Linked DNA regions of Mus musculus: region 1 is linked to region 2. Evidence: chromatin loops called from intact Hi-C (ENCODE). Cell type or tissue: gastrocnemius. All regions are shown on one strand. Each heading gives the region's core, and the rest is flanking DNA. Links, peaks and the distances in the headings are about the cores only. Region 1 holds the start of Synm (synemin, intermediate filament protein). Region 2 overlaps Lysmd4 (LysM, putative peptidoglycan-binding, domain containing 4).

What was found. Hi-C counts contacts between places; a loop is a spot of excess contacts. Peaks named below come from ENCODE experiments on the same cell type or tissue, not always from the same donor. Only the 100,000 strongest peaks of a DNase experiment are listed, where the experiment ranks them.
Region 1: it touches region 2 in a loop (2.7-fold over the local background); 7 of 42 quality-filtered maps call a loop at or near these places.

The regions. Positions count from the first base shown.
Region 1 is chr7:67,753,528-67,764,927 of GRCm38, reverse strand. It overlaps Synm (synemin, intermediate filament protein), which reads left to right and starts at 5,186. Exons shown (of 5, transcript NM_207663.3): 1 at 5,186-6,109. The coding sequence starts at 5,300. In gastrocnemius, for the core only: CTCF peaks have their summits at 5,674 and 5,874; DNase peaks (open chromatin) are centred at 4,556, 5,096, 5,836 and 6,129; H3K4me3 peaks cover 4,614 bases; H3K27ac peaks cover 4,612 bases.
Region 2 is chr7:67,223,423-67,234,822 of GRCm38, reverse strand. Lysmd4 (LysM, putative peptidoglycan-binding, domain containing 4) reads right to left here. Exons shown (of 3, transcript NM_175215.4): 2 at 10,932-11,214; 3 at 6,355-8,959. The coding sequence starts at 11,204. The coding sequence ends at 8,351. Mef2a (myocyte enhancer factor 2A) reads left to right here. Exons shown (of 11, transcript NM_001291195.1): 11 at 1-3,660. Among named protein-coding and RNA genes, the nearest start is that of Lysmd4, 6.6 kb to the right of the region's middle. In gastrocnemius, for the core only: a CTCF peak has its summit at 5,731 (motif pointing left); DNase peaks (open chromatin) are centred at 6,247, 6,515, 7,057, 8,389 and 2 more places; H3K27ac peaks cover 2,401 bases.

The sequences.
Region 1 (11,400 bases), core at 1,340-9,339, 530 kb before region 2:
TTACCTGGAGGGACTTAAATGTCTACAAGTTACCAGGGCTGGGAGCCTACTTGGTCCTCATGTCACCTGTCCTGATATTCACTAGCCTTCCTTTAAGAGACCTTAGTTTTCATCAACCAAGGCAAAGCCTGAGACAAGGGGCTACCATGGATGGTTGAGAGGCTTGCTCACTGCCTGACGTCTGTCCGGAGGAAGGGTAAGTGTTGGGCTTGCTAAGGCTTGGATGAAGGTGCCTTGGCATCGAGGAACTATCCAGCAACAAAGCCAGGAAGAGTGAGCTCAAGAAGGGTGCCTTTCTGATTTGTACAAGGTTATCTTGGAGGCTTATCTGGTCCTGCCGGTGTCCCCATCTCTGCTAGAGTGGCTCTCTTTGGCTTGCTGCATAAGACTCAGTATATGCCTCAGGGAAATACAGGTTAGGGCTCTTATTTTGGATCCCATACTGTAACTGGCTTTTTTCTTTTTTTTGGAAACAGGGGTCTCTCTCATTCTGCAGCCCAGGGCCTAGCCTAGAGCTCACTGTGTACCCGAAGACTCACTTTCAGTTCTTACAAAGTGATCCTCTTTTCTCAGCCTCTTATTGGCATGAGCCACGATGTCCTAGTAGCTTGAGTTTACCTGTCTCCTTACCGCTCTGCCTAGCATGGCGTCTCAGACCCTGTGTGCCAGGTGCAGGTCACCACTGCATTCTTCATTCCCCTGCTATAGCTCCAGGAGAGCACAGCTCCCCTGGGCTCCAGTGCCCAAGATCTTCTCCCCACTTCTGTCTAGCTGAGATCATCCCAGTGTCCCTAAAAACTGTGCCAAACATAGGATACAAAAGTCAGTTAGGCTCTTCCTTTTTAGCTGTCTGTCTGGGACACAGCAGTTCCCTGGCCTGTGAGGTGGAGTGAAAGGGAGAGAGGCTAAGATCCATCAACATTCATGGGCCAACTGGGTGTGGAGTGGTTTTGTAACTCCACCCCCTCCTAGCTTGAAAAAAGACCCCATATTTCTGCTTCCCCAACCCAGCACGGAGGACCCTCTTGCTCCTAGGGGTTTTTCATTACTCACTAGCTGTGAGATCCCCTCCAGGGAGCCTAGCTCCACTCTCAAGGTTATGGACAGGGAGGTTTGGCAAGTTATCATGAGCCCTCTTGACTCTCCATCCTTGAGCGAGCATTCCCTGCCGGGAGCTGTTCACTTCCTCAGATATCACTAAAAGCCCACTTCTTCATTCTGCTCTAGTTCTGACATCTCTTTCCATTAAAATGAACAACAGGTTAGGTAGACAGTTCTTGAGGAGTTTGCTTGCCAAAGAGGATTATGGTAAAAACAATAATAACAAAATTTTAAATCATTGCCTTTAGTGGAGCCTGGTGGGAGGGAAGCAAGTTGGTGGCCTGAGGCTATGTGGTTAGTTCAAGGCCAGTCCCAGCCTGAGAAATTCAAAGTGGTTGGGGCCCAATAAACACACACACACACACACACACACACATACACACAGTCCCCAGCTTAGTCCCCAAGGCCATCAATGAACAACAACAACAAAAAAAAAAAATCCAAGAAATACCATTTTTAACACAATGGTTTCAAAAAACCATTTGGTTTATGTTAGGACAGTTCTAGAAAGAAATAATTTAGAGACCTGTGGCGTTTGAACGAGACTGGCCTCCATAGGCTGGTATATTTGCATGCTTAGTCTCCAGTTGATGAACTGTCATGGAAGGATTAGGAGGAGTCCTACTGGAGGTCCTTATGGAGGTGGTGTGTCACTGGGGAGCGGGTGGACTTTGAGGTTTCAAAAGCTCAAGCCAGGGCAACCCCCAAGACCCTTTGCTGGACATCAGGACGGCTGCATCTCAGATACTTTTCCTGCCTGCATGCTACCATGCTTCCCAGCGTGACAATGGACTGACTAAACCTCTGAAACTGTAAGCAAGCTCTCCGTTAAATGCTTTCCTTCTTAAGTGTCGGCGTGGTCCTGGTGCCTCTTCCTAGCAACTGCACAATAATTAAGACAAGACCTTTTTTACATTCAAAGTGAAAAAGAAAATGTTTAATTCCATGGTGAAATATAACATATATTAATTTTCTAATATTATATGCCTTTATTTGCCCAGTTTAGATTACCTACTCTAATGAAAGAATGAAAACCAGAAACAAAGGCCACAGGGACTTTTTCTAGTCAGATATTAATAAAAAGTGCATCTCTTTCTATATTGTGGCACCTTTGAGACAGCTTTCACATTCTTATTATAAGCAATAGCAAAATATCCAATACTCCTTATATAATCAATATAATCAATTGATTCTTATAGAATATTCTTGTGGCTTTTTGAGGACTTGGACATTAGTGTATGGTTGCAGTTGATGAATAGGTATAGCATGGTATGAATTCTTGTTAATATTTTTGTTTATCAAGCAAGGCCAAATAGTGATGAATCTCCATTCTGAACTTCTTCGCTGGCCTGGATAATAGTTCTGAGATACTGAAAAAGGTGTTACCCTATTCCCAGTCCAATAGATACATCATAACACACTGCTAAGTTTAACCTGTAGTCTTTTGTTGTTGTTGTTGTTGTTTGATTGTTTTTTTGAGACAGGGTTTCACTGTGTAGCCCTGGCTGTCCTGGAACTCAGTCTCTAGACCAGGCTGGAACTCAGAGATCTACCTGCCTCTGCCTACCCAGTGTTGGGACTAAAGGTGTGCACTGTTGCAGCCACCACCTGGCTAACCCATCGTCTTAACAGATGCACACCAAAGGGAAGACTAAGGCTAGACAATCCACAAAGCAAGGTCCCAGCCAAAGATAACAAATCACTGGCTGATTTCTATAGTGCAAATATTCAACACCCTGACATGACATTCATGAACATTAACTATGTAGAATTTCAAGAACAGATAAGAAAATGCAGTTGAGTGATTAGGACATGTTACATTTTGAGTATTTATCTCCCTCTTGTTGTATTGTGAATTATAAGCTTGTATACTTATTTTCCACAGTAGCTGTGTTGACCCCATGGTTCACATGTAACAACTGGCAGCCTCACACAGCAGGAGACCTATCCCATACACCACTGCCAGGCTTCTGCAGTGGGAGACCCTGGCAGGAGAGCAGCAGGAAAGAGAGGTTGGGCTCACCTTCTCCCTTCTAGGGTATATTCTGCAGCTCTCCTCTGTCCAGAGGCCGTATCTCAGAACTCCAGGCTCCGCTAGCACTTGGGCACAAAGGCTCTTGGTTTGCTACTCCCTAGGTCACTGGTGCTTCTCCACCCCCACATCCTTCGCAAATAGCCCTCTCCTCCCTCCCACTTGGTTAGGCTCTTCTTTTTGAATGTGCAGCCTTTGCCTGCTCAGGTTGGCTCCCCTGGTCACCTCTAATATGCTCACTTCTTCCCACACTTCACAGTCATATATTTAAGGACACTAGCCCATGTCTCCGAATCTCAGTTCTGAGGATTAAGTCTGATCAGTGGGATATTGTTTTGCAATAGTAAGCAGTAGCACAAGTTTTTGACTTTGTCTTTCTTCTGCTAAGCTATGCCCCCAGAGCAGTCATCTCCTGAGAGATGGGTTTACAGCAGAAGTGAGGAGAAGTTTTGAGTTTTACAATTCAACACTCGGGGTGGGGGTGGGGGGAAGCAAGAAAAACCCAAGGAGTCAGAGCAAAGCAACCTCTTAATTGGGGCCAATGATGTGTGATGGCTCCCTACCTCTAGACAGAACTGGAAGTCTGGACATTCAATATGATGAGAGTTAACGGTTCCAGCTGAGTCCAGGTGACTCTGTAGCTGCCCTGTGAGGGTCGGCTGTTGTGGGGTGGTCAAGGCCAGGGCGCTCAGGATGAGTAATCTAGAAGGTTGAGTGATGATCACCAAGGACCAAAGTGTTGATGTGCCCCTGTGGATGGGAGAACGGAAGAACAGAGTCCAGGGCTCCCAGGCCAATGCCTTGGTGCTGAATACCCCCCACCCCCCTACTTAGGGCCACCTGTGCCTATTCCTGCGCTCTGTAATGCTACTGACTCTGGCTACCATCCTTTGTAACTGTCGTGTAATGCAATGAGATGCAAGTATGCACAAACTGAGAGAGCTGTGGTTTCTATGGCAATTAAACTAAGTGCTTTAAGGGCACACTGCTGAAAGAAGAGACAGCGGCCCCCCTCCCAGGCTGTCATAATGGGGGTGTGTATAAGGCAGTTGCAAAAGTCTGGAGAGATGGTAGGTGTCTAGAATGTTCTGTGCTCAGAGCACTTCAAAGTCTTTCTAGGTTCTTTCTCCACCAGAATGATGCTAATATTGCAAAGCATAAAGTCCCATGAAGGTGGTTTGTGCAAGTAAGAAGGTAACAGCGTTTCCCACTCTGCGTGGAAAGGAAATCTTACCTAAACATATAATATTGGCAAATGGAGATGCATTCATGCCAGAAGTTAAAAATGTATATGTAGGGCTGAAGACATGACTCAGTGGTTAGGGGCACTGGCAGCAGAGCATGTGGTTTCAATTCTCAGTACCCACATTTTGGCTAACAACTGCCTTTAACTCCAGTTTCACGGGGATTTGACGCCCTCTTCTGGCGTCTGTGTGCACCGTCGTGGTACAAATACATGCAGGCAAAACACTCACACACATAAAAAATAAAAGCAAAATTACTGAAATGGTCTTAGTTTAAAAAACATAACAGGTATATGTGTATATACGGATGTGCAATATACATGCGCAAAGTTGTTTTGTGGTGGTGGATATTGATATCCAGGCCTGGCATATTCTTTATCTGGCAAGCTCTTTATTGTTGAACTATAACTCTAGTTTAAAGAATACACCTCCTGCCCCTCATCTCCAGAGCAACCAATTAGAAGCTTCCTCTACGAAAAGGATCTCTCATTTAATGGCAACTATTTTTCATTAAAGAAAGCTGGGACTCAGGGGTGCCTTAGTTGCGCCCTAGGAGTAGCAACGGGGAGCCTCATAAGGTGTCCCAGATAGCCAGCACGCAGTAATCCGACAACCCACGTGGGATTACCCTGGGCCACCAGGGGGGCCAGTGCTGGGCAGCCTCGCCATGGCCCGATCTGTCCGGCAGGGGGCGCTGTCCGGCCGCAGTGGCCGCGCGGGCCGCGTCCTGATTGGCTGGAGGCGATGGCCCAAGTCCACAGCCGCGCGACCGGGCCACTAAGTGGGGAAGCTCGCCAGTCGGTGCGCCAGTCCAAGGGCCTCCGAGGCAGCGGCGCGGCGGGCGCGGCGCGGCGGGGCGGAGGGGACAAGATCAGGGCAGGAGGCAAGCGGCTAATCGAAAGGGTCCGGCACACCCAGCAAGATGCTGTCCTGGCGGCTGCAGACGGGCTCTGAAAAGGCGGAGCTGCAGGAGCTCAACGCCCGGCTTTACGACTACGTGTGCCGGGTGCGAGAGCTGGAGCGCGAGAACCTGCTACTGGAGGAGGAGTTGCGCAGCCGGCTGAGCCGGGAGGACCGCTGGGCTGAGGATCAGGCACTCTACGCCGAGGAGGCGCGCAGCCTACGACAGCAGCTAGATGAACTGAACTGGTCCACAGCCCTGGCCGAGGGCGAGCGCGACGCGCTGCGGAGGGAACTGCTGGAGCTGCAGCGGGAGGGTGTGGAAGCCGGCACTGCCCGCAGCCGCCTGGATGCCGAGCTGGGAGCGCAACGGCGGGAGCTAGAGGAGGCTCTGGGCGCGCGCGCCGCCCTCGAGGCGCTGCTGGGCCGGCTGGAAACTGAGCGCCGCGACTTGGACGCTGCCCACGAACGCCAAGTGCGAGATCTACGAGCCCGCGCTGCCAGCCTCACCATGCACTTCCGAGCCCGCGCCACCAGCCCCGCCGCGCCCCCGCCGCGCCTGCGGGACGTGCACGACAGCTACGCCCTGCTGGTGGCCGAGTCGTGGAGGGAGAGCGTGCAGCTGTACGAGGACGAGGTGCGCGAGCTGGAGCAGGCGCTGCGCCGCGGCCAAGAGAGCCGGCTCCAGGCGGAGGACGAGGCGCGGCTGTGCGCGCAGGAGGCAGACGCGCTGCGGAACCAGGCGCTGGAGTTGGAGCAGCTGCGCGCGAGGCTGGAGGATGAGCTGCTGCGGATGCGCGAGGAGTACGGGATGCAGGCGGAGGAGCGGCAGGTCCGTGGGCAGGGACCGCGCCCCTTCCCTAATAGCCTGTACACGCACCCCTGTGCACCCAGTAGGCGAGCAGCAGGGGTTCCCGGGACACCCAGCTGGTTCAGCCCCACCCAGGGAAGCGTACGCTGCCAGCAGCTTTGCTATTTATGAAGCGACGGGATTCTGGCATATAGCTAGTCTAAGAATAAGGGGTTGGTGCAATGATCCTTAAATCGGAGGACTGACGCCATGTGACAGGTCCCGGTGGCTAGCCTAGTGCCCATCATCCTGTTAGTTGGATTACCTTTAGATCCAGACGTGTCTAGGCACATCCTGATCAACGATCCTGTTAGTTCTGTTTTTGTTCTCTCCTCTCCTCTCCTCTCCTCTCCTCTCCTCTCCTCTCCTCTCCTCTCCTCTCCTCTCTTCTTTTCTTTTTCTTTTTCCTGCGCTTTTGTAGAGCTTGTAGCCTGAAATCCAAAACTCAGCCCAGACTTCAGACCTGGATAGGCAACACATTGAGAGGTTGCAAGGCACTGCCAAGTCCTCCCCAGGAGGCTCACCATGCTTAAAGAGGGCTCCAAGCACCTTTTTGTTTTGTTTTGTTTTGTTTTGTTTTTGTTTGCCAGAATGATTTCCCAGCTGGAGACAGCTGCTTGTAGCTCCTCGAGCAGATGTCTTATTTTTCTGGTTTTTGTTTCTTCCCGCGAGAGGACTAAGTAACTGTCATACAGAAAAAGGGTCAGAGTTGTTTTGCTCACAGTACGAGCTGAGGGCAGATCTCTGGGTTGTGTAAAAACCAGGAGAAAGCAGGACCCTGTGGTGAGATGTTATTACAACTACAGACTAATATAAACGGTTCTTATGTCAGAGCAGCTGAGCTCTAACCCTCTGACGATGTGTGCGGATACCTGTGGCTGATTTATTCTCTGGACGCTCAGTTTGGCCCTAGTGTTTGGCTCCCAACCTAGCTCACTCCCAGCCAGAATTGGAATTACTCCCAAATCACACGATGAGGGGCTCTCAGGAAGTTGGTCTGGAGTAAGATGAGCACAACTTCAAGAAATATTTGAAGAGAAGAGTTTGCAGCTAGGAGCTGAAGGTTGGAGATGTTGTGATGTCATTTTCTAAAATGTGTGGAGTGGATGACTGGGGTGATGTGACCAGCAGCTGGTAGTCAGCATCTCTTTTTTTTTTTTTTTTTTTTTTTTTTTCTGGTTCCCCAGCGATGGGCTAGGATTTTGGTAGCCAAAGAGCTGGAGAGTGGGTGGGAGATCATGGACCTTGAAGAAGCTCTGGCTTTAAGGTTCTTATAACAGCCTAACCTTTTCCCACTAATAAAATCTTCAGGAGCAAATCTGAGACAGAGAAGCAGAGTTCCCCAAATGGAGGAAAGACTAGGAATTGGAAGTATGTATAGAATCACTGTCCAGCCCTTCCACAAGGACTCCAGACCACTAATGAAGTCGTACCTGAGGTCACACCTGACTTGCAATAGGACCCCACCCTTGGCTCCCCACCCTGGGATCTCTCTGTTTCAGAGTTGGCTTTTCCCCCCTGGAAACAAGAGCAGGACAGTGTGAAGGACCTGGATTTCTTCTTCAGTCTCAATTTGTTTAGGTTTTTGCCTTTGCTAAATGTTACCAGCTGCAATCTTACCTGTATTGTAACTCTTTGCCCAGCTATCTTAAAGCAACTGCATTTCAGATTCCATTCTGAAACATTTCTCCCCAATCATAAACAGTGTTCCGAATTATATGAAGGAGAAAATATTGTTTCAACCCCAAGCCTTTACCATTCCCCTCCCCCCACCCCAAGTTTCTTAGATGCTCAGTCTGGAGGACTGAAAATATAAAGACTGGCTAAGCTGACTTTCTGTAGAAACGTTGCACTGCTAACAGCCTTGGGAGGCATCAGGCCTAGTCCATGTGTTCACTCTTAGTCCGCACACCAATCTCAGAAGGTGGATACTAACATGAGCCCTGTTTTACAGATGGTAAAGACGAGGGTGAGCCATCAGTCTATAAGTGGCCAAAACAGAGTTCCATCCAGGCTCATGTGAGCAGCTCACTGCTGGGCCATGCGTCCTCTCTTAAACCTTTAACTTTGCACAGGTCCAGTGATAACTGCTTTTTCTAAGGGCTAGCCCAGAGATAGCCTGCTCTCATGGAACCCGAGGGTGTTTTCAGACCCTTCATGGTGTATTATTCTAGCTTGTATTTTTATTTATTTATTTATTTATTTATTTATTGGCTTTTTTTTTCTGTATCCTAGTGGCAGGGGATGTTAGAAGACCTGCAAGGGGCCTGAGAAAGGCCTTGAAGATGTTGTCATTTACTCCAGCTTTACCCTAGAAACACTGACTTTGTTCTGCGATGGAGACTCTTAGCTGCCAGCTCCAACCATTTGTGAACGATTCCAAAACACTAAGGAGACATTTCTTTTGAAAAGAAGGCAGACAGGATTAGCTGTGTAGTTAAGCTCAGCATTCTTGTAGCCTTCCTATTTGGGGCTGAATTCTGACTCTCACTCTATCTCAGAGTATAAGATTTCTTCAAGATTAAGCTCATTAACCCCTTCCTCGCCCTGTTTCCCGCTCTGTGAAAATGAAAAGCAGCTCACAGGTTGCTATTGGTTGGATGGCTTCTATTAATTTATCCAATTAATGGTGGTTGGGACCTCAGGTGCCAGTCTCCCTCTTTGTAGCTAAGGATAAAGCAGTGAAAAATAACAAAGAAAGAGGCCACAGGAGGCCATGGTGATGTGGCACCAGTGTGTGCTCATCGGGAACCTGGGAAGCCAGCAGAGCTGGACAATGAAGCAGAGGGTGACTGGGATTTTTTGTTTGTTTTTGTTCTGTTTTTTAGATTTGTTTACTTGTTTTTTATTTGCTTGTTTATTTTAAATGTAAGTACATTATTGCTGTCTTCAGACACACCAGAAGAGGGCATCCGATCTCATTACAGATGGTTGTGAGCCTTGTGGCTGCTGGGAATTGAACTCTGGACTTCTGGAAGAGCAGGCAGTGCTCTTAACTACTAAGCCATCTCTCCAGCTCCAGGGCCTTCTTTTAAAATCTGAGTCCCACTGAAAGCCACCAGGGAGTCCTGAGCAGGAGTGAACGTGGTAGCAGATCAGACTCTGCTGTGCTGAGCATCGGCTTCATGGACCAGTGTAGGAGCGACGCTGCAGCAATTGAGGCCATGGGAAGCTTAGACAGGATGCAGAATGGTAGACTGAGGGAGGGCTCTTCTTTCAAGTTGAAGCTATATCAAGGTTTGCTGACAGGTTGGATAAAGTAGTAAGGGACATGGAGTGGGCTTGGGGCGGGGTTGACCCCAGAACTGTGAATGGCAACCAGAAGTAGGGCACTCTTTGCACAAGGGCGTGTAAAGATCAGAGGTCTGAGTCCAGTTTACACATAGCCAGTTTGATATGCCTCTGAAATGCCCTGGAGTACTGTGCTACCGGGTACAGCTATAAACACAGAGAGCACACAACTCATGCTGCTGCTGCTGCTGCTCCTCCTCCTCCTCCTCCTCCTCCACGTTTTATGTTAAGGCCTCTCTGGTCTATATAGTCCTGGCTGTCCTAGAACTCACTATGTAGATAAGCCTGGCCTTGAACTTATAAAAATCCTTCTGCCTCTGCCTTCCAATTGATGGGTGTAAAGGTATATACCACTACACCGGACCACAGTTCATGCTTCTTATTAGTATATTTAATTTTGGGTGTGAATGGGCTCTCCTAGTATTCAAGTTCCCTTGAGCTCTAACATTTAAGACCCGAGATGAACAGGACATTAGCAAGCTCCGGCCATTCTCTCTGATGTTCAGCCAGGGAAGGCCCAAGCTCCTCGACACTGACCCTGATGTAGAGCTAGAGCGTAGCATCGCTGATGCTGTGGCTGGAGAGGTTCTCTGCACGGCAGCTAAAAGACTGGGCTTTCCCCCGAGTCTTTAGAGCCTTGGATAAAGCTGCTGCTGTGTGGGTTGGAAGCACTACCCTGTGTGGGAGGCCCCAGGACTCCTGGCCTGGCCCGTGGCATGAAAAGTTTTGGCAGAGCAGAGTTGGAGTCTGAAGCTATCTCCCACTGGCAGGATTGGTTGTTATTTCATTCCTGCCTCCAAAAGTCAACGGCTTTTCCTTTCGCCATTTGGGAAGAGTTGACTCATGAGGAAATTCGTTTGGAACTATATTTATTTGGACGTTCAGTGCGGTTTTTATTTTCCTGGTTCACATTCTGTGGGGTGGGGTACAGAAAGCTAGCCTTAGCACTGGGGGAGGAAGAACGTCTTCCTGGGTAGCGCTGTGGCGTGGCTTTATAATCTTGAACTGTGGGTGGAGAACTGAGTTCCTCTGGTTATTTTATTCTAAGCCGTTTAGCACCACTTAAACTTCTTTGCAAAGCATAATTGATATATCCTTAGGTTTTAACGATTAGGTCAAGTTTCTTGTGCTAGAAAAGATAACAAGCCAGGTATGGTGGTGCACATCTGCAATGCCAGCACTCTGGAGGCAGAGACTTGTGAGTTACAGGTCACCCTGGGCTGTAGTGAGACTCTCTCTTAAAAAGGTTCAACATGTGTACACACATACGCACACTTGCTTTCTCTCTCACACACTCATAGGGAGGGAGAGAGGAGGCATTTTAGATTCTAACTTTGCCTCTGAATTTCTATTCCCTCTAAAGCAGGGGAACAGAGGTGTGTTGTGTTGTGTTGTGTTTTGTTTTGTTTTGTTTTGTTTTAACCTGGAGACTTAACTATAGAAGGAATACATATTATTGCTACATCTGTGGTCTCTGTCACTTAAGACTGGCAGGTGGTCTGCCTTGGTGAACTCTTTGTCTATAATGCCAGCTTTGGGATCTGCTAACATGGCATGCCTTGGGATATTCATGGTTCTTTTTTTTAAAGATTGTTTTATTTTATGTAATTGTGTGCCATATGTGTGCCTGGTACTCTCAGAGGTCAGAAAGGGACATTGGATCCCCTGGAACTAGAAATATAGATGTTGTGGGCCACCAAGTAGGTGCTAAGAGTAGAACCCAGGTCCTCTGTAGAAGATCAAATGCTCTTAACCTCTGAACCATCCTCCATTAATGCTTCTTAAACATATTTCTTTACTTTCAAACTAAATCAATTTTGCTTTAAAAAATTTTTAAGCTAAGAATGGCGGATGGCTCAGAGGTTAAGTGTGTATACTGCTCTTCCAAAGGATGTGAGTTCAGTTCTCAGCACTCATGCCAGTGATTCACTTCTGGCCTGTGTGAGCACCTGTACTCACATGTGCATAAACACACACACACA
Region 2 (11,400 bases), core at 1,233-9,232:
CCCTACATATCTTAAATTGGTGAATAAGGACATGAGTTCAATATATTTATATGTACATGCATACATATATATCCCTTTACATATATATATGTATGTTGGTGTGAGTGTGTGTGTATGTGTGGGTGTGTGTTGCATACACAAAATCAGGCACTTACTGCAAACTCCTTGTAGGTCTGCAGATGTGTGTCCACATGGCAGACAAAGCACCCTGTAGAAACAGACCAGTCTGGCACTTCCTTGGACTACTTGTTTCGTAAGATAAAGTTTTTGCAGAGAAACGTGTACCCATATATAATTCTTCCACATTAGCCTGCAGAAACCTAGGGGGCCCCCTATTTGTTTTATTTAACTGTGCGGTGACTGTAGTTACTTCAGAAAACAAAATGCTTTGTAGAACAGAGCAGTAGAAAAGCAGGAACCAAGAAAGCAATACTGTACATAAAATGTCATTTATATTAATAACCCAACTTGGCATGGGTCTATTGCAAAGGGGTGCATGGGAAAGGGCTGTTGATATTAAACAAACAAACAATAAACAAAAAGCCCCACACATAACTGTTTTGCACGTGCAAAAAAAATGTATTGGGTCAAAGAAGTGATTTTTAGCTATTAAAAAGAGAGAATAGAAAACACGCATGAAATATTCAGAAATACTAGCCTAGAAATATAGAGCATTAACAAAATAAAATTAATATATTAAGTTATAATTGGAATATGTCAGAAGTTTCTTTTACATTCATATCTTTAAAAATTAAAGAAACTGATTTTAGGTCATGTATATTTTATAAGAAAGAAAACACCCTTAATGAATTGATGACTATATATAAAATTATATCCACTACTTTTGAACACATTCTGCTGAATTATTTATATAAGCCAAAGCTGTATGTTGTAACTTTTTTTTAAAGAATAGCTTTATCTTGTTTTAACTTTTTAGTTTTATTTTAAGAGGGGAGAAAAAACAAAAATATCTTGCAAGCAGAACCTTGGAAAAAAAAAGCCATGAACACTTATTATTCTATATGTAAATTAAAAGTTGAGCCAAACTCTTTGTGTATATAGCATCTTAAATATATTATCACCTTTGATGTAAGTACCTATGTATTGTATGGTCACCAGATTAAAAAGTATATTTTTGTGGATTGCCGCCAATTTGGGGGGAAAGGCGAAGTCCTTAAGTAGAGTATTCACTGTTTAATATTTACTATTTTGTTAATATACTGTACTTTGGATTTTAATTATCAGCCCAGCTTTTCAGAGGCCTGTGTAAAGGGTTCCCCTCACTGGTGGTGAATGTGTGATGTTCTGTTGTGAGCTTTGTGCTGTATGGGGTGAGCATCATTATATATTTTATATGTGTACATAAATAGCAAAGTGGCAAGAAATTGGTGTTAAGTCCATCCTGCATAAATATAAAATGTGTTGTAACAGATTTTATAAGGCGTTATTTAAAACCTGCCTTTTGTGGGGGAAAAATGGTAGAAAGATGACCTAATTTAACTAATATTAGAGAAAATGGCAGAATAGTAGATGAGCACAAAGGTTTTATAAGTGGTAAATAATTAGAAAAATATCTGTAGGGAAAGGGATCTTTTTCTCCTTGACTCTAAAGATAGAATGACGCAGCTGGTTACAAAATCCAGGAGGGCTTTAGCGTCCGTGCGTGCGCAGGAAGGCACGGGCGTGCAGGGAACAGCTCTCTTATGGTGCAAACCCTCGACACGATTCTCGGTGTCCTGACGGAAACTGGTGCCACCCTCAGCTTGGATTTTGAACAAGGCCTTACTCTTACAGGGAGACAGCTCGTTGGTGATGGCAAGTTGATCCGTTTACTGGGCTTGTGCCATGAACAAAATTCAAAGTCCTGTATATCTTTTATCCTAGATTTTTAAATACTCCTTTTCCTGAAAATTAAAGGGTTTAAAAATGGCTGCTATTTTATATTGAACAATGTTGAGCAGCTACCTGCAGTTTTTACTTCCATTTTGCTTTCCCCCCCCCGACTTCCCTAAATTCTGCTCCTTTTGATGTTTCCTCATCTGCTGTCCTGACAACTCATCGCCAGCCTTCCTGCCCGGCACACAGGTATTAGGCACACACACCGTGGCGAGCGAGCGGGCACAGGCTGTGCAGCGGAGAGCGCCTCACTGACCGTTGGCTAGCACGTGTTAGCAGAAGCCAAAAAAGTGGGGTGATGTTTGCTCTCCTCTCTGTGGTCTCAACACTCGGCTCTTACTCAGAAAAGAGTAGGCTTGCTTTCTGAGATGTACGGAATTGACTTACAGGCACGTTCTTCATAAGGTCAGACCTGACTAAAACAAGACAGTCTCCCAACACTGAATGTCCAAGATAACCCTTACCACTTTGTAAACCATTTATAGCTTTGAAAGTATTAAGTGACCCTTTCATCATTATTTATGCATGTTCATGAACTTCTGCTGTATACTGGAATAGGAGTTAACACATTCACATTTACTGTCTATTTTCTTGTGTGCCTTATGCGATGGCTTTTCTGACTGTATCTCAATAGTCTTTCTTTCTATGCAGGTTTGTAATCAGGACAACTACTGTTTTCTAAAGGAATATTACACGAGGCTCGGAGTTTGTATTTAAATTACACTGACCAAGTCACAATGTATTCCGTTTTCAGGAACTGAATATCTGACTGTTAATCTTCCCCCATATGCCCAGTGTGATCTGGAGCGTATGGGTCTGACATCCTTCACCCAGATGCTCATGTGTGAACACATCCACATCCACGGCTCTCAGTGGAAGCCAGCCTAGAGCAGGGAGGACACTGACAGTGTTGCTTTAAACTGACTTTTCTTACCCTTTGAGACTCATGTGTTTTGTATAAGACACCATCACAGGAAAGTTTTCTCCCTTCAGATAACATATTTTATTATTAAAAAGAAAAACAAAAAAAGCTTAAGTTGCACTGGACATGGGAAGTTCCCTCAGGACTCTAAGTGGTTCTATACTGAGAGTGAGTGTCACCGCTGTGTCAACACAGGTGGTCCCAGTCAAAACTCCATCCTTTGAGCCCTAATTACATCCATTGTGTTACAAAACTAAATCAGGGGTTTGTTCTAAAAGAACAATACATGTTTCACCATTTCCTTTCAACTGTAAAGACGACTAATGTATTAACATAATTTCTGTATTAACCATCATGCGCACAAGAAATACATAGTAAATACGGAACCTGAAAACTCCTGGCATTGGATCATAAAAAGCTAGATGATTAGAATGTGAAAAGAACTTTACAAATGTAAAACTTTTATTTCTCTGTAGAAACTTTCTTCACTTTGCTGTGCAAGAAGACACTGCTTTGCTATATTTAAAATGGCTTTTTTAAAAGAGATTTATGTATTTGGTAAATGTTTGTAGTCAACAGTTCACACAAAGAAGCTGTACTCGGTTTGATCATGTAAAACCGTTTGGCGGCACAAGCTGGACTTTGTTGCCATCCTTGAGATGAACCTTTTAAGAAAAATAAGTTAATCTCAATTTTTCCCTGAATGTGTTGTTTTTTCTTCATTATACAATAAATATTATAGTGAAGTTTTTATCAAATGGTTAAGACAATGCTTGAGGTTGTTGTAAGCTATTTGTCTCCTGCACTCACTCCAGTAAAGATGGCCTGGCTTTGACCATACATCCAGACTCTGTCATGTTTGCCTGGGGAAAACAGGTTCTGGCATGGCCACCAGGCATCCCTGCTCCCCAGTTCCACCCTGTGGCATCTAGACAGCCCTGGAGCCTGTAGGAAGCAGCCAGCCATTTGTTCCCCAGAATCAGCCTGGCTGTGCTGCAGCTCAGTTAAATCCAGGGGGTCACCAAGAACTACTCATGGAGAAGAGCCTCAAGTGTGAGGGCACAGGCGTTAGCACTTCCTGTCCTGTTCCCATTTACCTTTAAGGGTTGTAGTGTGAAATGAGTTTTACCAGGATCACATACACAGCACTGAGGTCGAGCAAGAGGCCGATGTGACTTTGGAGTTGTGTTTTGCAGAGATGACTGTTACAGCACACCAGCAGATCCCTCCCACTTTCAGATCAAGCTCCAGTTATCCAAACCCACAGTTTTATGTTTTTGTTTTTAAAAGTCCTCTTCCTCTCCTTTGCCATGTGAGCCAGCTCCTAGCTAAGCAGATTCTTGGTGTCAAATCAAGTTAATTTTTTGCACTGGTTTTGCTTGCTGGCTATAATGGGGCTGTTATTAGCAGGTTTTGAAAGCTGTTTGAGTCCTGTGGCTAAAAATATTCTAATCACAGCTGCAGCTACTTAATATCAATTCACTTTGAGTTCCTAGTCAGCTCCCATGGGTGCCTGGCTCTAAACCTTTATCTTGGTTTTAAGCTGATTGTGTGTCTGAGTGGCACCAGCCAAGAAAGTGATTTTCCAAGCTGCGTGCCAGCTGGAAGGCTGCAGCCCACCCCAGCCACCTGTCCAGCTGAACACCACTTAGCTGCGGATGAGTCCGACAGGGATTGGGATGAGGGTCTATATTTAGGTGAAGAGCCCAAAGTGATGTGTCCTAGCTGGTTCTGGAATTGATGGTGTCAGTGTATCTCACTACAGATGGCTGTCCTTTCACAGGGTGAAGGTTCCTTCTAGGCTTCTCTGTAAAGTGCTGTCTTTGTAATTGGTCAAGTATTTTGGAGGTAACTTGAATAGTAGGTTTCCCCACTTAGCATTTAGGAATTGAAATTTAACAATGATGGCAATTTTCCAAATCAAATGAAACTATATGAATTCACGGATCTAAGACAAAAGAACTAGGAATAATGGGGAGACTAAGGAAGGACGCTTGGTTCAGTGGTGTCCGCCTCCCCTTGCCATCATGAATCACTTCTTATTTTCCTGAAATAATGCCAAACCCTTAAATGTAAAACTCAGGTTGTTGTGCACCTGGCCCCAACCATTCCAGCAACCTTTTCCCATAATACCATTTACACTCCCTACATACTGGGTCACCAGCTACTCACAGCCCCAATGTTCCACCCTCTAGTCCTCTGATCACACTGAAGAGCATTTCCTAAAAGCATCTGCCTGATGTCTCACTGACTCCCACTGCCCTTCCTGGTGTCAGCTAAGGAAGTGTTCCTTCAGCTCATCTAGGGAACCTCTCTTGAGGCCAGAGCCTTCATCACACTGCCTCCTAGCTTATCAGCACCTGAGGGCAGGGGACAAGGGCCCTGGCTGGTTATCACATCACCTCTAAATATTCTGAAGAGCTAGGGTATATGTGGATAGATGGAATACAGATAAAAAGTAGCCCATGCTCCTTATTCAGGGCAATGAAATTGTACCTTAAAATAACCAGATGCAGCCAGGTGTGAGGTGGTAGCACTAAGGAGGCAGAGCCATCAGCACCTCTATCAGGCCACTACCAGCAGCAGCCTGGTGGGTAGCAGCGCAGTATGGCCACAGAACCGGAAGAACGCAGCTCTGAGGCTGCCAAGACCAGATTACTCAGCTGCGGGCCCTTAGCTTTCTAACTGTAATGTGACAGTCAAGGCCTACCCTGTACAAAAGGCTTGCCTTCCCATGGCACCCATTGCACAACAAACACCACAGGATATATAGTGTATTTGGCTCCTAGCTGCAGCCATCTTTGTGTAACTTTGAGCTTTCTCTACAAGGTTGAGTATGGCCCAGAGCCCAATCCATCCCATATTATTGTCAAATCCATAAACTTCAGTGCCTCTTTCCCCCCTGTCTGCCCCCTGCTGGTCAGGCATGCAGTGTACAGCCCAGCCTGGGGCCTTGTCTCCCTCGTATAAAATCACCACACCAATACCAAGATTCCTTCAATTAGGGCACTTTGCCCAAACAAAAAGATGGTAAGTTATTCTTTAAAACATTCTCTTTGTTGGAGACTGGAGAGATGACTACATTGTTAGGAGTACCAATCAGTACTCTTGTTAAGGACCCCAGGGTAGTCAGCACCAGTATCAGGCAGCTCACAGCCGCCTAGAACTCCAGCTCCAGTTGGTCCTACACTCTCACCGGAGCTTCAAGGGCACCGGAATTAACACGCATTAATTTTAAAACTTTAAAAATCATTTTAAAAGCACCCCAGAGAACAGAAAATGAACTCCATAGTATGTATGTCTTTCACAGATCTACCTGAATTATGAAACATATTATGTAGGTCAGTGGGCCAGAATGCACTGTTTACCACTTAATCTGTCCTTCCCTGGCCACATAAGGATGTGCACAGCAAGAGCCTGCGGCAACCTGCCCAGGCTCAGCAGGTGGTCGAGGCTCCTGTCAGCTACTCTAATGCTGTCCCTTTCTCAGCTTTCACTCTGTTACCAATATCCACATAATATGAAAAGAGGGAGAATCATGTTTCCTTCACAGAAGAAATTGTTTTATTCCACTTGAGAAAAATACAGAAATACAAGTTAAAACTGTAACATGTCTAAAACTCAGTGACATACTGATACTATTGCATAGCACCATGGTCTGCCTAGACACAGAACACAAATCTCTGAGCCAAGCCCACCCCTGCCCTCAGCAGGCAGGGACACTGTGATAGTCATTTGACCTCATCCAACCTCAGGAGCCCTGACACTGCAGATCCCTTGTCACCTTTTACTTAGGAACCCACGCAGGGCTATATACAGGTGGTAATAAGTCCCCAACACTTGAGACAGAAGATAGAAAAAATATAGACATTCTCTGTCTGCCAAAAGAATCATTTCCCTACGGGACTCTGAGCCCTGCCTGATGAAGTTAATGATAACATTTAAGAGAAACTTCACAGCCACAACGGTCTTTGAGCATCCAGATAGAAATCACTTACATAATCAAGATGTTTATTGTACCAAGATTCATGGGTTCATTTTCTGCCTCAAAATACTCAATTCTGAAGATGATTTAAATTTGCTATCTGCACCCTGGGTGGGTTGTTTTTCAGACAGGAGGCCCAGCTCAAGTAAGGTCCTGCTCCTCTGGTCAGATTTCTAGGCCTATGTGTCAAGTTGCTAACCATCCCAGAAGCCTGCTAGCCTGTCCTCCCCAGGCTGAGCTCCCAGCCACCTCTGCCTGCCCCTGCTGTGACAAGGCAGGCTGACTTAGCCCTCCCCCCAACATCCCTAACAGGACTGATGGCCAACTGCTCTCAGGGAGTGGCTGAGGAAACCCTGAGCATTTTGTACCCTCCTACATCTCTCTCTCCAGCCTTTCGGAGCCAGAGTTACCTTGGTGGGGTTTGGATAGTATCTTAAAGGCTTGGTCCTCATCTCAGTGTTGGGAAGGAATGGGTCCTTTAAGAAATGGGACCCAGTGGGAGGAAGTCAGGCCACTGCAGGCAGAACTCTGAAGGTGATGCCTGCGCCCAAGCTCCTCTCCCCTTCTCTCTCCCTGCCACATGAACAATCTGCTTTACCACACTCTCCTTCATGGTGTTCTTACCATAGCCCCCAGCCACCCAGCCCCAAATCAGGCCATGGATTGAAACCATGAGCCAAGATAAACCTTTCCCACTGGAGATGATTTTGTTACAGTAAAAGACGGCTGACTGACATTGTGTCTGGTTTTCACACTGAGACACAGCATGTGCAAGTTTACTCTAAGGACCCAAAGAATAGATGAGTCAAGGAGGCAGTGGGAGAACTCTGCTTTGGGCGCACATGATCAGGGTGGGGTGGGACTCACTGTTATTAACAATGCTGGGCTGGCATGGCAACCAGTTTGCTTCAAAGGTCCATGTGACAGAAGCTTAATGGTGGATGTAGTCCCTTCAAACCATTCGCCAATACCAGCTGCTTCCCAGATGCCAACTGGGGAACCCAGGGAGCCACCACCACAGAGATGCTCTTAGGGTGACTCTGGGGGTAGAGCTTAAATTAGAGGGTGGCGGTTTGGATTTCAGGTTCTCATTTCTGAAGCACTGCCTCAGTGGGGCCAAGTGAAGAGGCAAACATAACATGTCAGGCTGTCAACTGACAAACTCAGTGACATACTATATAGCACCTTGATCTAGACACAGAGCATGTCTCTGAGCCCACCATTGAAACCCTATTCAACACTGGGGGCAGCAATAGTGCAGAACCTTTGTCACATTCTACTTAGGAGCCTGCACAGAGTGCTGCACAGGAACTCACAGCCGGCCCCTACATGTCTTCAAGAGCTGTGAGTTTCATATAAATGTCTCTCTTGCTGGGATGGTGGATGTCTGGGCTCCTGCATCCTTGAGTTAGGCCAAGCTATTCCTCAGTCTAGACCATCCAGATTGCCATGGTGTCCACACATCTCAGGAAGCGAAATGCAAACAGCTGGTGACAGTTACACAAGGGCCAACTGCCAAAGTCTGCCAACTCTAGGAAACAATGCGCTTAGGCCCCTGCCTGGGTGGTAGGGCTGACCTGGCTGTCTGAAGCGGGGAGGGTAGGCACTGGGATTGCCAACCTGGGAGCCTGCCCTGGAACTGGGCTCAGTGTCATCGAGCCATTGGGGACAACAGTTGCGTTCAAGCCATTTGAGGGCTCCCCGGTGGCCTGTATTTTGAAGTAGACGAGATAGAACACTGGCAATACGATCCCAATGAGAAGCATAAGGAAGACGGCATTCCACCACTGAATCCCACAGTCGGCACCATCGGCTACTGGCTTCTGGGTTATGGGGAGCAGCAGCTGATCTGGGGCCTCCACACAGCAGCTGTCACCGTGGAAGACGTCAGAATGCACAGCCCGCTCAATGTTCTCATCAATGCCCTTGAAGAAGTCTGTCAGCTGGTTGCCCTGAGTGGTTGCTCCACCAGCATCTTCATCTTCAGGCAGGTCTACCAGGGTCACCCTGGTCTCAGAGGATGAAGCCCCAAGGGGCATTAGTTCTTGGTGGGTCTCCGTGAGAATCCCATGATTTCTCACTGGAATCTTGATTGACTTCAAAGCATACAGGTCTTGCTCTCTGATGAAGTTGTTTGCTTTCTTGATATCTGCAACCTACGGAAGCCATGCATTATAAACATGCGATGCTCCTTAAAACCAGTACCCAGCTGAGACCTTTGCTTGTTGGGGCTCCAGTGGAGACGCCCATGAAAGCTTGAAAGCACACCCACAGACAGCTTCATTTCAGCTAAGTGACTAAGGCTTTTGATTCTCTGGTCTTTGGTTTTTACCCCTTAATGAATAGTTTAGAAACCAACTGCTCTACTTTAAACAATTTCTGATCACCTTTGGAGGGTGTTGTGACTACAGCCAAAGCTTCAGGTGAAACAGAACCAACACTGTCACCCTTCCTGTCTAACTCAGTGTCCCCATCTCACACCAGACCCAGCTGAGCAAGTGACCAGACAAGCTCACCAAAGCCCAAGCTGGCTCTGGGCACACGTGGGGTCTCTGCCACCTGAGAGCTTCCTCACAATGCTCCCTCACACTTTCCCAGAAGCAGGGCAGGCACAGGAACTTATTCCCCGGTTAGAAGTTAATTCAGTTTGGGGAGATGAAACCTCTCATGAGAAGTGAGCTAGGCAATCAGCCACCAGCCAGGAGTTTCGGGTTGAGTTGGTTTTTTTGTTTTGTTTTTTTGTTTGTTTTCTCCAGACTAAGGTTGTGGGACTGTGACTGTGGATTTTTATCAAGTAACACAAAACTTCTAACAGAAAAGGAGGAATGGGAAGCCAAATTTTAAATTCCCCTCACGCTACTTGGGAAAAACTTCTCTAAGTGTAAGTACGGCCCACGGAGCTGACGGTGCAAGTCCATCGTGTGTGCGATCGCTTTACTCAGCAGCCACTTTAGAGTCTTACTCAACCGGCTTATAGGACGCTTCTCTCTTGCTCTGAAACCAACAAACAGGAGGAGCTTGACAGCTTCCATTCTTTGTGTACTACATGAACAGCACATGTATTCTCCTCCCATAGGAACTGGACTACTTACTGGAGACACTAAATACCCACTCTGGGTTTCTTAGGGACTGTCATTCTGACATGACATGAACAGTAAGTCTATCTTTCAAGACTTTGTTGGGAAGGTTTTTTGTTTGTTTGTTTGTTTTTTGTCCATGGTCTATAAAGCATATGTTATGCCTAGAGAAGCAGATTATAACACCCAAATGCAAAGGCCAGTGCAATGTTAAGATGCTATGTGTCCCTGGAGACGAGCCTCTATTTGGGAAAGACTCCCACACCCACACAGTCTTTTTGCTCATTTGGATCTTTTTAGATAAACCACAGACAATTTTTAGGAGGTAAAGTTGTTTGTTTGTTTTTTAATTGTGTAGCTGATGCAAGCTTGGTGAAAGCTTCTGCCAGTATATAGCATGATTATAGCATGTACTATATAGCATGTATATAGCATGTATACAGCATGTATATAGCATGTATATAGCATGGAGTCAACAGCGGGAAACAGACTGTTTCAATGCGGGAGAAAAGAGCGATTCCAGAAACGCTTTCCAACTTACTTTGCCACTGTTAATCACTCTGAGTGCTAAAAACATAATTAAAGAGAAAGATAAGGTTATACAAACGCACAGCACAGGGGCCAGACCATGCAGTTCTACTAGGGAGAAGAGAGAAAACTCTACTAGTCAGATTAGCTACTGGCAAGCAAAGGTCAGAAAATACAAGTAGTGAGAGAAGCATGCCACAGAAACGTGTGGACTCCGCCTACCATCTCCAGCCCTAAGACCTTAAATCCAGTGTGCTCAGAGGCCACACTGTTTCATAGTGTCCCTGTGGAGGACACAGGACAAGCACACCCTGAACTGAGGTGCCCAACTAACTGACCCTTCCTGAGCCCAGAGTTCTGAATGAAGGGTACCTCCACCAGCTTCCAGCCCTGGCTAGGGAGGACTCTAGTCGCCTATGGGGGTCAGGAAGGTCCTATAGTGACCCCCGCCTATAGTGGACCCCCTCCCCCCCCCCCGTGCCTCTCTCAACCCTGGAGGGCAGAGGGACTGAGGTCAGCTTACTTTGCAGCCATACTGGAGAGCCAGCTTGTTGAGGCTGTCTTCCTGAGCCAGCTCCCGCTGCAGCAGAACCATGGTGCCTGCTCCTGGCCGTTGGCTGCTGTTCTTCTGGTGCTCCTTGCCCCGGGGTCGTAACACCACCTGATGTGACTCTTCCTCAGAGGAGTCCCCAGAGTCCCCGCTGCCATTGTTGAACATGTAAACGTGGCTGTTTGGAGTCCTGCAGACAGCAGCTGGACCTTGGAAGCTCTTGGCTAACACTTCCTTCTGCCTCATTTTCTCTTAACTGAAAATCAGACCTGGAGTTAATTCCACACAAATGCTATTCATTTTCCTCTGGCTTCCTAAAGAGGACTGTCTCGTTAGTAACTTCCTAATATTGCCAATATCAAACAAACAGCATCAGGACAGAAGGACATCCTCACACCTGTCCACCTGATACTGACACAGAATAAGATCATACTTTCCCTAA